2 separate regions of the Homo sapiens genome follow, and region 1 is linked to region 2. Evidence: read pairs that join two places in POLR2A ChIA-PET (ENCODE). Cell type or tissue: IMR-90. All regions are shown on one strand. Each heading gives the region's core, and the rest is flanking DNA. Links, peaks and the distances in the headings are about the cores only.

Region 1 (2,920 bases), core at 219-2,718, 68 kb after region 2:
ACCGTTAATACAGAAAGAATGAGTATGCCTCTACCTGCTCTTATCTTACTGCTTCTCTTTAGGTCCTACTCAGTACTTCCTTTCTAAAGAGACAGCTTCCTAATTTCCCTACCTCCTAATGTATCCACTGTCTTCCCTCTCCATTTCCTTCAAATACATAACTGCCAGATACATTTTTCTTAACTAGAGGTATGATAGTCATTTTCTTACTCAAATCTTTCAGTGGATCTCTATTTCTAACTCAGATGTGTCCTTCTGACTTGGATATTTGTAAAGAACTTCACGCTCTCGCCCAGCTTTCCCTTCCCGAAGCTTGTCCTGCTCACCTTTACATGAGGCTCCAGCTTATTGTGCCTATTAGGTGCACTTTCAATACAGCACATTCTTTCCTGCCACCTTGGCTTTGTCTTAGCTACTTCCTTCCTATGAAATGTCTGGATTCCCATCAATAGAACATTAACTCATCCTCAAGGTCAGTTCAAAATCAGTTCCTTCATGAGGAATTCCCCAATTCCTGTAAATAAACATGATCTCTCCCTTCCTAATCTCTCCTTAGATTAGGAAATCTCAGTTCTGAGAAATAGAACTGTCTTTCTGTTTCTCTCAGGGTCTTCCGCTTGGCTTGTTTTATAAATATCTATAGCCTACACTATCTCCTGAGATGATAAAGGCCTTGAGGAAATGGTAGGTACATTTGGTACCTACCTTGAGGAAATGGTAGCAACACAGTAGGCATGCCTCAAGTATTTGAGACATGTTTCCTTAAAGTGTAGTGAAATATTAGGGCTTAGGGGGATAAGTTATATTCTTTTACATTCGAAATATTAGAAAGGAAGCCTAATGGGAAGGCAAAGAAATTACCTAATATAGGGCTTTGTATTCCTATAATTTTGAACTCTAAAATCACTATGTTTTTCCTTGCACCAGCCTTCACCTCCCTACCCCCATATACACACTCACATATGTACACACGGGTATAGAGGGGACTTTTGGTCTGCATAAAAGATAAGCAGACTAACTCACTATGATTATTCTGAATCAGATAAAAATATGTAACACCCTTGACATGAAAACAGTCTTTGGTGAAGAAGAAAAACTTCATTAACGGTTCTTTAAAACAGTTATAATCCCTTTACTATGCTACTTTGGAAAGGAAATATAAAACAGTATGATTACATATTTAAGAAGAAAACTATAATGTATTTCAGCTCCTCCTGGTAAAATGTGGAATAAAAAGTAATCTGGACCTACCAAAAAAAAAAAAAAAAAAAAAAAAAAAAAAAGCCCAAACAGCTTCTGCTCAGTACACGGCAAAACTGTGAACATTTGAACATTTAGTGACATCTGGGCAAGAAAAGTCAGCCGGAAAAACAATCTGTTTTTGTGACACATTTTTGAGATGAATTCAAAGAGCAACTTTTAAGGACAAAAAAGCAAATTAGTGTTTTATGTTGGGGAGAATATTTTATTCTTCCTTTTTCAGGGCTGCAACTCAGTAACCGCATCCCATATAATGCTGGCACTTATGTCTCATAAATACTCTGTAGGTTTAGTGACATGGCTCTTCTGGGAGCTTTCCCTAGGCAACTAACATTGCCACTTCTAGATTTTGCTTTCAATGATAGGCCTAGTAAAAGTTGGATGTCCCTGATATGTAATGGTAACAACTGAAAATGCCATTCTAATATTTTCTGTAGCAAAGAATGAAAGAGCTAAAGGGGTTTTCTTTATTAAGTCAGCCTAGGTAACTCAAATATTCTCCTTCATTCTCCTTTCCAGCTTTCTGTTGATTTTATTGCGATTAAAACACCATCAAATGAAAAGATGAATTTACTGTTAAAACTTAAAGTTTCTTATGTACAGTCCAGCTATTGCATTACCAAAAGATGCCAAAGGAAAATGAAGTGTTCTCTCTATATGGAGATTGAATTTAAAAATTCATCTTATTTTTTAAATGCCTGGCACATTAGCCTACACATACTTTTAAACTGTGTTCCCTCTTCACCAGCTCTACTCTTACTGTTTCGATTCAAGTCCTGGAATGGAGAGGATTACTTTCTTCTGGATGTATCCCTGCCTCCTCCCTCACCCTCATCAAATTCACCCTCCACTCTGCCACCACAGAGATGCTTCAAAAAGTACATTAGATCATGTCATCTGTTGAAATTCTGAGGTTTCTCTTTGTCAGGCCATCTAAGGCTTGTGAAGACCTGGCCTTGCCTTAGTTCTCACCATTTTTCCTCTTGCAGCCCTGTCCCCAGTACATACAGTCAGGCCAGACTGCGTCCTGTCCCCTGAACCTATGATACTCTGCTGGGCTTTCATTTCCTCTCCTGAATGTTCTCGCTTTTTGCTCCCAGGCTGTTTCCTATTCAACCTCTCATTCTCAGTTCAGGCCTCACCTCTGTAGAGATGCTTTCTTGGCCCCCTCTCATGTGCCACAGCCTCTTGTGATTCTTCTTTCATAGATCTTGCCCCACTATACTGTGATAGTGACTTCCTGCCTCTCCATCTAGGCAGTGAGCTCCATGAGGATCACTTGCTATGTCTTTTTTTGGTCTGTCTTTCAATATTTCCCAGAACAGGACCATGAACTGGGGAGGTGTTGATTATGTCTTTGTTAAAATAACATCCAATCTATATTGCTTAAAAGTAGCTCACACAGGCCAGGTGCGGTGGCTCACGCCTGTAATCGCAGCACTTTGGGAGGCCAAGGTGGGCGGATCACGAGGTCAGGAGATCAAGACCATCTGGCTAACACAGTGAAACCCCGTCTCTACTAAAAATACAAAAAAAATTAGCCAGGCGTGCTGGCAGGCGCCTGTAGTCCCAGCTACTGGGGAGGCTGAGGCAGAAGAATGGCACAAACCCAGGAGGCGGAACTTTCAGTGAGCCAAGATGGCGCCACTGCACTCCAGCC
Region 2 (2,920 bases), core at 210-2,709:
GAAAGGAAATGGGTGATTAATTTTACTAATACATTTTATTTAAGCCAATATATCCAAAATATTATCACGTGGTTGATATAAAAATTAGTGATGAGACATCTTGCTCTGTGTGTGCGTGTGTGTGTGTGTGTGTGTGTGTTTTAATACTAAAGCTTTGAGATCTCAATTTGGACTGGCACATTTCAAGTGTTCAATGGACACATGTGGTTAATGGCTTCAGTGTTTAGCCAGGCAGTGCTTGAATGTGGGCAGCACAGGGCCTGGTGCCTGACTCTGCAGGAGAAATCACAGGTATGAGGTGGCTGAAGATGCGCAGCATGACAGAGTGAGGCCAAAAGGCAGCAGTGCTTGAAGTTTGAGAACATGATGGGGGAGGATGTGTTCATTTTCCTGCAGGACAAGTAGCACTGTGCAAGTTAGTGCAAGTTATTTGAAGGGCCTCCCACCATTTCACAGCAAGAGGGGTGCATGCTGGAATGAAGGAATCCCAAGCACCTTCTGGTACAGGAGTCAAGGTTCTTACAAAAGATTAACGAGAGAGTGTTTTGAATGCATCAGGAAATGTTAAATGTATGAGTCCCTGAAAGGGTCTCCAAAGAATTAACAGAGGTACTTCATGAAAAAGACTTCTTGGAACATCTGTCCTACACAGGGCATTTGACAACAAAGAAAGACACAAATGCACTTGAGCTGGGGAGGAAAAACATTGATTTCAAGAATAAATTGAAGTTTTGGTATCTGATTGGGTTAGAGTTTTTTGATTCCTGAAAATAAGTTCTATAGTACTTGAAAGTAAACAGAAAGTCGTGGATCTGCCCAAGAGGTCGTTGAGGGGAGAAGAAAACTCTGACGGTAGTTTTGAGAAAGGTTGTGGAGAGAGACTGAATTTTTTTTTGTCCAATTTGATTTATTAAATCGACCATCATCTGTGTGAGCTCGTGTTGCAAAAATGACAACACAGATCATTTAAATGCTTTGTCGTTCACATCTCTACTCGGCAGCCTGACGCTGACAACACTGCCAGGCACATGAAGCAATCCCTCCAAGATACATTTCAGATATTAATGTTTTGGTATTGTTAAATCATATTATTTTTATTTCTATAAATTTATCTTGTTCCCCATGTTAATGGCAGAAAGTTTCAAGTTAAAATCAAGGGTAAACACATTGGCTTAGGACTCTGTCTTCTTCTGAAAGGCCTAAGCCAGGAAGGTGGATACAATTGAAGGAAGCCAAGAGAAATTGGTTAGCCTGCTACTGGCTGCAAAGAATAGAATCCCAGAGGCCAAGTATCTAAAATGACAATAGTAACTTCTCCCATAGCTAAGACTCACGTAGGGTGAATCTCATGGCTGGTTGATACTGTGACTCAATGACATTTAGGTTTTTACACAAAATATTTCTTCACTCTGCTATCTTTTGAGCTAGTTTCCTCTTTAGAATGGTAGCAAGAAGGCTATGCCAGATCTAAGCAGTATACTTATGGGCAATAATACCCAGGAGAAGAAAGAGTCACTTCTCAGGCTTCTCTTTCTCTCTCTCACTCTTTTTTTTTTTTTTTTTTTTTGAGAAGGAATCTCTCTCTGTCGCCCAGGCTGGAGTGCAGTGGTGCAATCTCAGCTCACTGCAACCTCCACCCACTGGGTTCAAGCAATTCTCCTGCCTCAGCCTCCCAAGTAGCTGGGATTACAGGAACATGCCGCCACGCCTGGCTAATTTTTTGTATTTTAGTAGAGACGGGGTTTCACCATATTGGCCAGCCTGGTCTTGAACTCCTGACCTCAAGTGATCCTCCCGCCTTGGCCTTCCAAAGTGCTGGGATTACAGGCATGAGCCACTGCACCTGGCCGCTTCTCTCTTTTTCTCAAATTTTTCTGACAGCCTCTCCCCCTGTCTCATTGTCCACAGTTAGATCACATGTCCATTCCTGAATTAATTACTGCAAGGGAAATAGAGACCAACGAGTAAATCTATATTCCAATGAGACTACCCCTGGAGTTGAGGTTCATGACTATGAGAAGGAAAGATGGATATGTGGACAAAATTAGATTCTATTAAAAAAAGAAAGAAGAGGCAATGAATGTCAGGTAAGCACCAATACTATTCACCAAATATCCTATGTAGGTTTCTAATCCAAGTAAAAGCATGCTTCCAATGGATAGAGATCTACCACATACTCTATGACAAACGTCTAAGCCAAACCAGGTTGTCCATGTGAACACAAACCTATTACTGAAACTGCTTCCTGGATAATATCACATTAAATTAAAACTTGGATCATGAAAAGGCTTTTGCAAAGACACAGTATTTCAGTGGAGGGACTTCGTAAAACAAACAAACAAACAAACAAACAAAAACCACAAAGTTCTCCCAGATACTCAACTGAGTTAATCTTGCATTGGATGTCCACATTTAATGTGTCACATTGGAGTCTTAAAGTACCTTCTGCTAGTTGTGTCAGAATTTTGCTTCAGAGTAGGATATAAAAAGAAAAAATATCTTCTTATAAATGTGATTGTTTTTCTGCCTTTGTTATAAATGAAAAGTTATGAACGTTTCAAGATGTACTTTCTTTTTAAGCAGTTAACTGTCAGTTTACTGTAGCTGGGCCCTGAGACAGAGATAAAGTCTTTATAAAACCTAAAACAATTTTAGAAGATTATTCAAACTTGTGGGTTTTTACACATATTTTTCCAGCATTAATTTGTTTCTATTTTTCTTGGAGCCGTAATGTATGGTTCTTGCTTTTCCAGTACACTACCTGAGTATAACAGTATGGTTAGAAGTTTCATTCTAACAGATCTGTTATTCTACATGGTGATAGCAATGGTTAATGCCAGACTAGTCTCCATACAAATAGTACTTGAGGAAAATTTTCTCTTCTTTCATTGGTAGTTTATATTAATATTCTTCACCTTGA

What was found. Peaks named below come from ENCODE experiments on the same cell type or tissue, not always from the same donor. Only the 100,000 strongest peaks of a DNase experiment are listed, where the experiment ranks them.
Region 1: POLR2A ChIA-PET joins it to region 2 with 13 read pairs; 4 of 35 experiments call an interaction of 5 or more read pairs at or near these places.

Annotation. Positions count from the first base shown.
Region 1 is chr3:177,885,348-177,888,267 of GRCh38, forward strand. All of the region lies in intron 1 of LINC02015 (long intergenic non-protein coding RNA 2015), which reads left to right. Among named protein-coding and RNA genes, the nearest start is that of LINC02015, 70 kb to the left of the region's middle. In IMR-90, for the core only: no CTCF peak of the experiment used is centred there; no DNase peak of the experiment used is centred there.
Region 2 is chr3:177,817,648-177,820,567 of GRCh38, forward strand. All of the region lies in intron 1 of LINC02015 (long intergenic non-protein coding RNA 2015), which reads left to right. Among named protein-coding and RNA genes, the nearest start is that of LINC02015, 2.2 kb to the left of the region's middle. In IMR-90, for the core only: no CTCF peak of the experiment used is centred there; no DNase peak of the experiment used is centred there.